2 separate regions of the Mus musculus genome follow, and region 2 is linked to region 1. The links are chromatin contacts, found by Hi-C or POLR2A ChIA-PET in ENCODE. All regions are on one chromosome and are shown on one strand. Each heading gives the region's core, a stretch centred on a gene start or an enhancer-like site at or near the end of the contact. The rest is flanking DNA. Distances are from core to core; before and after follow the strand shown. Region 1 holds the start of Zfp114 (zinc finger protein 114). Region 2 holds the start of Zfp111 (zinc finger protein 111).

Evidence for each region. A loop is a pair of places that touch in the nucleus more often than their neighbours do. ChIA-PET counts read pairs that join two places held with the same protein, here RNA polymerase II (POLR2A).
Region 2: a loop to region 1 is called in a map of left cerebral cortex, with 5 times the contacts of the local background. The contact joins the promoter of Zfp111 here to the promoter of Zfp114 in region 1. A Hi-C loop is called at or near these places in 1 of 37 maps with a recorded cell type or tissue (left cerebral cortex). POLR2A ChIA-PET finds 5 or more read pairs at or near these places in 1 of 5 experiments (embryonic stem cell).

Annotation. Positions count from the first base shown.
Region 1 is chr7:24,172,581-24,177,625 of GRCm38, forward strand. It overlaps Zfp114 (zinc finger protein 114), which reads left to right and starts at 2,442. Exons shown (of 4, transcript NM_001029933.3): 1 at 2,442-2,569; 2 at 3,529-3,586. The coding sequence starts at 3,572.
Region 2 is chr7:24,205,982-24,211,086 of GRCm38, forward strand. Zfp111 (zinc finger protein 111) reads right to left here and starts at 2,168. Exons shown (of 4, transcript NM_019940.2): 1 at 2,048-2,168; 2 at 1,077-1,134. The coding sequence starts at 1,091.

The DNA of each region.
Region 1 (5,045 bases), core at 1,192-3,691:
TAGTTTATTTGTATTAATGAATTCTCTCTCTCTCTCTCTCTCTCTCTCTCTCTCTCTCTCTCTCTCTCTGTGTGTGTGTGTGTGTGTGTGTGTGTGTGTGTGTGTGTGCACACCAGTGTGCTGTAGCACCTGTGGTAGAGGCAGATGTAAACTACAGGGAGTCACTTCTCTTCTCCCACTGTGTATATTTCAAGGATTGAACTCAGGTCCTCAGGCCTGTACCTGCCAAGACATTTGCTGGCCACGGGCAGCATCTCTTGTTTCTGCCATTCTGAGCCTCCAGACTAGCTGGCATGGAGTCTAGTTGCCTGTTGCATTCGGACAGTTTGCTTGAGTACATACAGTGTGAACTGTCAGGTGTGCCATCCTTTTTTATTGTTAGAAGCCATAAAGAGTGTTTTTGTCGTGTCTGTAGGTTGTATTAGTGTTGAATAGTTTGGAACACAGTATTAGATACAAGTTGAATCCAGTGTTCCTTAAATATTGTACCGAGAACTCGAGGTTTCCAGCTTTAGCTTACCCTTTGTTCCCAATTAATGGGTGTGTGTTTGGATGAGGAAGAATTATGGCACAAACACAGGGTGCCATGTCAGGTGTCAGTACTACCACTGAGACACACACACACACACACACACACACACACACACACACACACACACACACACACACACTGGGGGATTCTAGGCAGGGGCTCTACCACCAAGCCATGACCCCAGCCCCTCACTGGGGGATTCTAGGCAGGTTGTGGATTGAGTGAGAAAGCCTCCATAAGCTCATATATTTAAATGCTTAGGCACCTGCGAGTGGAACTCTTTTAAAAGATTTGGCGGATGAGGATATAGGGTCTTAGGCCTAATGTCTCTTTTTCTTGCCTTCTGCGTATGGATCAATATATAAGTCTCAGCCACTTCTTCAGCACCATTGCCAGCCTGCTGTTATGCTCCTGACAGGATAATGGACTAAAGCTCTGAAAGTATAAGCCAGACCCAAGTTACATGCTTCCTTTTGTCAGAGTTGCCTTGGTCATGGTGTTTCTTCACAGCAATAGAATAGTGACCCAGATCGTCCATGTTCTACTACCAGGTCATACCCCTAGCCCCTCACTGGGGGATTCTAGGCAGAGGCTCTGCCACTGAGCCACACCCCCAGTCCCTCACTGGGGGATTCTAGGCAGGGGCTCTACCACTGAGCCACGCCCCCAGCTCCTCACTGGGGGATTCTAGACAGGGGCTCTACCACTGAGCTACACCCCCAGCCCTTCACTGGGGGATTCTAGGCAGGGGGTTCTACCATCAAGTTATGATCCCAACCCCTCACTAGAAGATTTTAGGCAGGGCTCTACCACTGAGCCTTTCCCCAATGCCTTACAGAGGGAATCTATGAAGGGGCTCTAACTCTGCTGCCAGATCAGGCTCCTATAGCTTCACAGTTGAAGTTTTAACGTTTATATAGAAATATAATATGGGACTTCATTGTTTTTCAAAAGTATCAATAGCAGTGTGTGATGGCCCACACTTTTCAGCCCAACACTAGGGAGGCAGAGGCAGGCTGATCTATGCCTTAGAGGCCACCATTGTTTACGGGAGGGGGTGGGGAGTTCCAGAACAGTCAAGTCTACATACAGAGAGATGTTGTGTCTCCGGGGAGGGGTGGGGGTAGGGGAATCAAAACAACAATAACAAAATATCCATATTTGTCTTTCGTGATGGCTCCATGATAGGTTTCAAATCAGTATTCAAGAGACTAGGCCTAAGAACTGGGCAAGTTCAGGAAAGCCCATGCAAGTTAGAAAAACAAACAAACAAACAAACAAACAAACAAACAAACAAGTCAGGCAGCTAGTCAGAAACTAGAAGGTGCCCAGCCACATAGCCTGAATCTAGGACGATGGGTCAGCAACAGTTTCCAGCCCCATGTCTCAGTAATGGTTCTGGAATTTCCGTGGAGATAGAGTAAGACAAAGCCCACTTATCCTAGGATTCCTCAGCAATAGTTTCGGGCCCTCCACGCCCTGGTAATGGTTCTAGAATACCTAAAGGTGAAGTAAGACAAAGCGCACCTATCCTGGAACTCCCCTAATGTGCTTCAAATTGGGCTTACAATCACACTTTGGGTTCTCTCCTTTTTGGAATGAGGGATCCCCGCTGGTCTTCTGCTGAATAAAACACTCTTTGCTTTTGCATACTATTTGAGTCTACAAACAACGGCAAACAACAGGCCCTGACAGTGGCATTTCAGAAATGAATAAATCGAAAAGCAACCCAGGAGAGCAAGCTCCCCCTTCCTCCTCCTCTCCCGCTCCACCAAAAAAAAAAAAAAAAAAAAAAAAAGATTTCCGGGGGCCCACTGTAGTTAAAACAGCTTGGAACTTATTGATGGTTTTAGAGAGCTGGGGAATGTCATTACAGAAGGGCACTATAGTTTGGCGCTTCTACTGAAGCATTCTGGGAATTGTAGTTCCCACTCCAGGCGGTCAGACTCTTCTGCAAGCGGAGGCGGGCTGGTAGTGCTTCTGGAGATGTGAAAACTTGGAGCGTCCTGCGGCCCTTCGTGTGTGCTCGTGCTAACGGTGTGTCCCTTGGAGAAACAAGTCCACGGACAGGGAGAACTGGGGCACCGATGGCGATGGCGGCGGCAGTGTCTGAGTCCCCTCTTGCTGGGCTCAGCCCCAAGCGGTGCTACCTGGTCCTACTTCCCCTGCTTCCGGAGGGGAAGGAGGAGTCCGAGGGAAGAATCTAGCATCCCAAGGGAGCATGGGGGAGGAGTTGTGATGAGAGGTGGCCTGAAGCCTTAAGTGGTTTGCAACTGGTTTTTATGCGATTTTTTTTTTGCATTTTTTAATTTACTTACTTATTTCCTTAGTGGGACGTGCCACAGCTTGTGTATGAAGGAGATCAGGAAATACCTTGTGGGAGTCCGGTCTCTCCTTCCACCATGCGGGGTTCAGAGACTGAAACTCAGGTGGTCTCCCTCGTCTGTAGTCACCATTATCTGATGAGCCATTTCCCAGGGACAAACTCCCTTTTCCTTAGAGAGGGTTTTTATATCTCATTATTTGCATGCACATGGAAACAGAGACTTTGTGGGGGGCTCGTGCAGATGAACAGCATTTAATTTACTAGTATTTAAACCTTTTAGTGTGAGAGACAGAGCGGAGGACTATCATTCCTATGTATGGAAACAATTGTGTGTAAGAGCTGTCACATTAACAGACCCTTCCGAGAGCAGTGATCAATCATGACGCAGTATTCGTCAGAGTTCAGAGCTTCTTAAAGATTTGTTTTTCTGGGAAGCCCACTAACACAGCCAGATTTGTGAAGGCAATAGTGCCCAGCACCCAGAAATAGAGAATGTGGCCTTTTCTAAGCCCCAGCTGTGAGCAAGGTGAGGCATGGCACTACCTATGAGTAGAAACTAGAAAGAAAAGCCTGGCCAGCGCACACAGCCCTTAGGACTGATGGAGAAGCTGAGGAAGCCATGTGGCCCAACTGTCCTAGCAGTGTTCTCATGAAGCCCCTCCTCCCCCAGCTTGCTTCCCAGAGCCCTGCCTTGTCTCAAAGAGAAGAGAACAATGACCAAGTTACAGGTAAGTCGGGTTGCTTCCCCCATGCCCACAGTGCTAGGGATTGGAAACAGGATCCCTGCATGCTGGGCAAGTGCTCTACAGCTGAGCCTCTCTGAACTGCATGAAGGAAGAGGGGAAGTTGCTGAGAAGAAAGGACTGGAAGGAGGAGAGATAAGAGAGGACGGTGGGAGCCTGGCATGTTGGCACACGCCTTTAATCCCAGCACTTGGGAGGCAGAGGCAGGAGGATTTCTGAGTTCGAGGCCAGCCTGGTCTACAAAGTGAGTTCCAGGACAGCCAAGACTGCACAGAGAAACCCTGTCTCGAAACAAAAACAAAAACAAAAAAAGAGGACAGTGGGAACATGTGCTCAAAGTGCAGTGCACACAGGAAAGTGTAAAAGGATGACTAAAAAGAATTCAAAAAAGTGGGCTGGAGAGATGGCTCAGTAGTTAAGGGCACTGGCTCAGTTCCCAGCACCCACACCTGATACTTACAACTGCCTGTAACTCCAATTCCAGGGTGTCCAGCGCCCTCTTCTGGTCTCTCAGGGCACCTACACACATGTACACACAGGGCATGCACATACATTAAAAAAAGTCTTTTAAGTTTTCCTACATTTTAAAAGTGACATCGTTTTCCACTGCTCACCTAATTTTATCTTACAAATACATATAAATTCTCCCTATTGGTGTGGTTCATGAATTTTGATCATTTTAAATTTTTGTATTATTATTATTGTGTGAGGATGTTGGTTGTGGACATGCAAAAGCATGTATGTAGACATCAGAAGACATGTTTTCAAACTTGGGCTTTGTTCTTCCACCTCACTGAAGCAGGTCTCCTGTTTCTGGGACTCTGTGGAGACAGGCAGCTCCCTGGTGCTCATTAGCATCCATCCTAGCCTATTTGGCAAGTTCTAAGGCGCGGAAAGACCCTGATGATTCAAAAACAACAAAAAGAAAGGTTGCCAGCACCAGGGGTTCTCCTTCATCCTGTACATTCATGTGCACCCTCATGTACTTAAGTACACTGACATGTATGCACACATGTATACACACATGCACACAGACCTCTAGCCACCCTCACTTCCTGCACGGGACGTCCTGAGCATTCATTTCCTGAACAACCAGGGAAAGTGTACGGCTGCCACCAAGTGCACGGCTTCTGTGGTTGATCCAACTCAATCGATGAAGAGACGAAGAAAGGACAGACACACAGACATGTGTACAGACAAGCTGAGAGCAAAAGCCATGTGCTCTGATGGAGACACACCAGCAACCCTGAAACTCAGCACATTTATTAGACACCGCTGAGCACCCAGGAACCATGGTTCAAGAAACGGCAACATGAATACAAATGCACAGGGGTATTTTACATGGTGTTCAGCCAAGCTCTCCAGCTACCTGGAACCATCAACTCCAAGGAGTTAATGTGTGTTTTGCTAATAACAGTGACTATATCCCCAGTTAATTGGCAGG
Region 2 (5,105 bases), core at 918-3,417, 33 kb after region 1:
CTGAATCATGGCTCCTGGGTGCTCAGCGGTGTCTAATATATGCGCTGAGTTTCAGGGCTGCTGGTGTGTCTCCATCATAGCACACAGCTCATTCGATCCCAGCTTGTCTGTACACGTGTCTGTGTGTTTGTCCTTTCTTCATCACCATGGCAGCCGTACACTCTCCCTGGTTGCTCAGGAAATGAATCCTCAGGACACCCCGTGCAGGAAGTGAGGGCGAGCAGAAGTCTGTGCGTGTGTGCCCACATGTCTGCACGCATGCACGTATATTTATGCACAGCATGTAGAGGTTGGAGGACAATCTCTGGTGCTCTTCCTCAGGTACTATCCACCTTTTTTGTTGCTGTTGTTTTAGAGTCAGGGTCTTTCTGTGGCTTAGAACTTGCCAAAAAAAAGGTAGGATGGCTGCCAATGAGCACCAGGACCTGTCTCCACAGAGTCCCAGAAACAGGAGACTCTGTTTCAGCAAGGTGGAAGAAGAAAGCCCAACTTCCAAAAGATGACCTTAGCATGGTTACAATTCCTTTATTTCATCATCATCATGATGCAAAATTTTAAAGTGAAAAAATTCATAAATCACATGAATAGGGAAGACTTGTATTTATTTGCAGAATAAAATTAGGCAAACTTTGGAAAATGATGTCACCTTTAAAATATAAGTGAACTTAACAGTTTTTTAAATGTATGTGTGTCTGTGTGTATATATGTGTGCAGGTCCCTGGGAAGTTAGGAAAGGGCACTGGACACCCTGGAGTTGGAGTTACAGGCAGTTGTAAACTATCAGATGTGGCTGCTGGGAACCAAACTGCCCTTAACTACTGAGCCATCTCTCCAACCCACTTTCTCTAGTTCAACTTATTTTACTTATCCTTGTACACTTTCTCGTGTGCAGTGCACTTTGAGCACATGTCCCACCGTCCTCTTATCCCTCCTCCTTCCAGACCTTCCTTCTCAGCAACTTCCCCTCTTCCTTCATGCAGTTCAGAGAGGCTCTGTGTAGAGCACTTGCCCAGCATGCAGGGGTCCTGTTTCCAATCCCTAGCACTGCGGGGAATGGGGGAAGCAACCCGACTTACCTGTAACTTGGTCATTGTTCTCTTCTCTTTGAGACAAGGCAGGGCTCTGGGAAGCAAGCTGGGGAAGAGGGGCTTCGTGAGAACACTGCTAGGACAGTTGGTCCACATGGCTTCCTCAGCTTCTCCATCAGCCCCAAGGGCTGTGCGCGCTGACCAGGCTTTTCTGCCTACTTCCTACTAAGCCTCCGGGTTACCAGACTCACTCACCACATTCTCTATTTCTGGAAGCTCAGGGGTGCTGGGCACTCTTACCTTCACAAGGCTGCTGTGGTGATGGGTTTTCCAAAAAAACCAAATGTTTAAGATGCATGCTGTGTCTTGACTGACCACCACTCTCAGAAGGGTCTGTCAATTGTGACAGCTATCTTACATGTTACTGTTTGCATACATGGGAGTGAAATTATCCCTCTGTCTTGCTGTAAAAGGCTTAATTACTAGTAATCATTGCTCATTTGCAAGAGCCTCCACAAAGTCTCTTTTCCCACGTGCATAAAGATAACGACCTATAAAAACCTAAAGCTCAGCAGATAAAGGCCACTGTCGCTGAAACTGATCCCCTGAGTCTCTGGACCCCACACAGTGGAAGAAGTGACTGAACTTCCAAAAGTTGCTTTCTGATCTTGTCAGTATACAAGCTGTGGCACGCCTACCTCTCAAAGTAAGTAAGTCATATTATATCGCATCGCATCGCATCGCATCGCATCGCATCGCATCGCATCACCACATCACAACCAGAGTTGCATACTACTTAAGGCTTTAGGGCACTGCTATCTGCCATCACCGTTCCTCTGATAGACTCCAGTGGAAAGCTAGACTCTCCCTGGGGCTCCACAAGCAGCTGAGATGGGTCCAATAATCCTGAGCAGCGCCACTTCAGGAAGGGCCCAAGAAAGAGGAGTGCCCCCCCCCCACCCCATCCCTCCGCCTCTCACTTCTCCCCAGCAGCGGACTCGGTCCCCGAGGAGGCATACCAGGAGCAAGGGCGTACAGGGCCACAGAAAAGCTTCAGGATCTCACTTCACCAGAAGTACCACCAGGCCGCCTTGGTTTGCGGAAGTGGAAGCGACTTTGGCAGCCTCTGGAGCGGGAATTACCATTCCCAGAATGCCTCAGTGGAAGCACCTAGCTCTGGTGCTCTTTTGGGACTACATTTCCCAGAATGCTAAAGTTTGGTTAACCGCCTAGCTGTTTTAACAGCTGTTAGGTAGTTAGGTCCTTGGATATAGCTTTTTTGGAAACTTGTTCTCCTGAGTTGCTTTTCGGGATTTGGGAGTTTTTGGTTTTTGTTTTTGTTTGTTTGTTATTCATTTGTAAAATGGCATGAAAGACAATTGTAGTAAGTTGTTGGTGGTGGTCGCTTTTTTTCTCCCCTCACCCCCACCCCAGGTAGAGATTCTCTGTGTAGCCCTGGCTGTCCTGGAACTGCCTCTGTAATCCAGGGTGGCATCGAATTCATAAACCTCCCTGCCTCTGCCTCCCAAGTACTGGTATTAAGGGCATGGGACACCAAGTCCTGCTGTGGATACTTTTTAAAACATTGAAGCCCCACTGTTGTGATTATAATAAGATATAGAGGTAAAAAAAAATGTGTTCTATGGGGTGTGGTGAGGTGTGGGGGAGGGGGTCCCTCAGCGAGCCCAAGCCAAGGCATCCCTTTCCTCAGAGGGACCAGTGACATGACGATATAGCATAGAATAGAGTTTATTTAGGGCATGGGGAGGGGAGTTAAGAGAGTAGTAGAGGCAGAGAAAGGCAGAGAGAAGGAGAGAGTAGAGAAGTAGAGGCTGGCCATGATCACGCGGAGAGAGCAGAGGGAAGGAAATGGGGAGGGAGGGGGGGCAAGAGGGCAAGAGGCAAGAGAGAGAGGCAAGAGTAGGAGAGTAAGAGCGAGTAAGAGAGGGATGAGGGGGCAAGCAGCCCCTTTTCTAGCGGGCCAGGCCTACCTGGCTGTTGCCAGGTAACTGTGGGGGTGGAGTTCAGACAGAATACCAACATCCATATTATACTGCATTATAAAAGCTAGAACTTCAGTTGTGAAGCTATAGGCGCTTGACTGAGCAGCAAAGTCCGAATCCCTTCACAGAATCCCGTGAGATGTGAGGGGACACCCGCCTAGAATCTTCTAGAGAGGGGCTGGGAAAATGACCTGGTAGTAGAATACAGACTATTTTTGTCACTGTTAAGTTGCTGTGAAGAAGCACCATGACCAAGATATAGAGAGGCAACTCTTAAGATAGAGAGCTTTTATTTGGGGGCTTGTTTAGTGCATTATCATCACAGTAGGAAGCATGACACCAGGCTATGAAGAACCATTCAAATATTTGAACTTTGGGCAGAGGCTACTCTTATCCAAACCACCACACCCCACTCCCTAGTCCCCATAGGGTTATAGGTACAACATAATGCCTATGGCCAGCAAAACTGCTTGGCAGATAAAGGCATTTGCCCAACCAAGTTCAAGGACCTGAGTTCAGTCCTTGAAATACACATAGTGGAAAGAGGGAACTGACCCCTGTAAATTTCCTTTGACCTCCACCAAAGTTGCTGTAGCACACTGATGCACACACACACACACACAATTAGTTAATTAGTTAGTAAATTAATAAAAATAAACTACTACAAATTATAAGAAGATTATTATTTTGTCTCCGTTTCACTGAAAATCCACTTCAGAGCCCACCGTGCTGCAGTAACTATGCTAATAAGCCTCTTGCCCAAAGGACTGCTCAACTCAGTGTCACACTCTCATTCCCACTTCCTCCCTAAAACTTAACAAAAACATGTCCATTCACCATGGGTGGTTGCAGGAGCCCTGAGTCTCGGAATCTGCTGTAAACTGTAGCTCAGGTTATTGGTGTATATATAGAACTGTGTGCCACAGAGAGAAGAGTATAAACTCTATTTAATCTACTGGTACACACCCATTCAATTCTTTTAAAAACCAGATTCATTTTTACGTGTGTGTGTGTGTGTGTGTGTGTGTGTGTGTGTGTGTGTGAGTGAGAGAGAGGGAGAGGGAGAGGGAGAGGGAGAGGGAGAGGGAGAGGGAGAGAGAGAGAGAGAGAGCGCGCACAAAAGGGTGTCAGGTCCTGTGGGGCTGGAATTACAGGCTGGTTGTCAACTTGACACTAACAGGGAAGAGGAAGCCTCAACTACAAAGATGCCTCCATGAGACTGGTCTGTAGGCAATTTTGAGGCATTTTCTTTATTAATGGCTGGTGTAGGAGAGCCCCACTCGCTGTGAATGCTGCTATCCCTGAGCAAGTGCTCCGAGGTTGTATAAAATAGCAAGCTTAGTAGCCAGGCCTGGTGGCTTTGATCTCATCTCTCAGGAGGTGGAGGCAGGAGGATCTCAATACATTTGAATCCAGCCTGGTCCACATAGTGAGTTCCAGGACAGCCAGGGCTACATAGTGAGATCCCACATGAAAAGACAAAAAAACAAACACCTACCAAGCCATGGACAGCAAGCCTGTTGGCAGTGTTCCTCTGTGGTTCCAGCTCCAATGCCTCCTCTGGCTTCCCTCAGTGACTGATTGCGATTGGCAGGTATAATCCAAACAAACCCTTTTTCCTCCAAATTGATTTTGCTCAGTGTTTTATCACAGTAACAGGAGCCCATCTAGAACAGGGAGTTTTCTCCTACTTTTGGAAATGTTTCCAGTGTAGTGATGAGTTTTTGCTGCACCACTTTGACTCCTGGCAGATCACACCCATGCACCCACCCAGGAGCTATCTTTGGATCCACGAATGAAAGACGCATACATATTAGCTTATTTGTAAAATGCCTTGGCTACCTCAAAGGCTAGACACTCTTAAATCTTCCTCCGTTACCCCAGGCCCAGTCAGGGAAGTGGCCAGCAGCCACTTACCTGAAATCTCACATAGCTGGCTGGCTTTATTTCCTGCTGCTCCTGCATCCTATCCTTCTTCATGGAGATTCTCTTCATTCCTCAACTCTAAGGGTCCTTCCCCGTGCTCAGCCATTGGCTGTTGGCATCGTTATTGATTAATCAAAAACCAACTGGG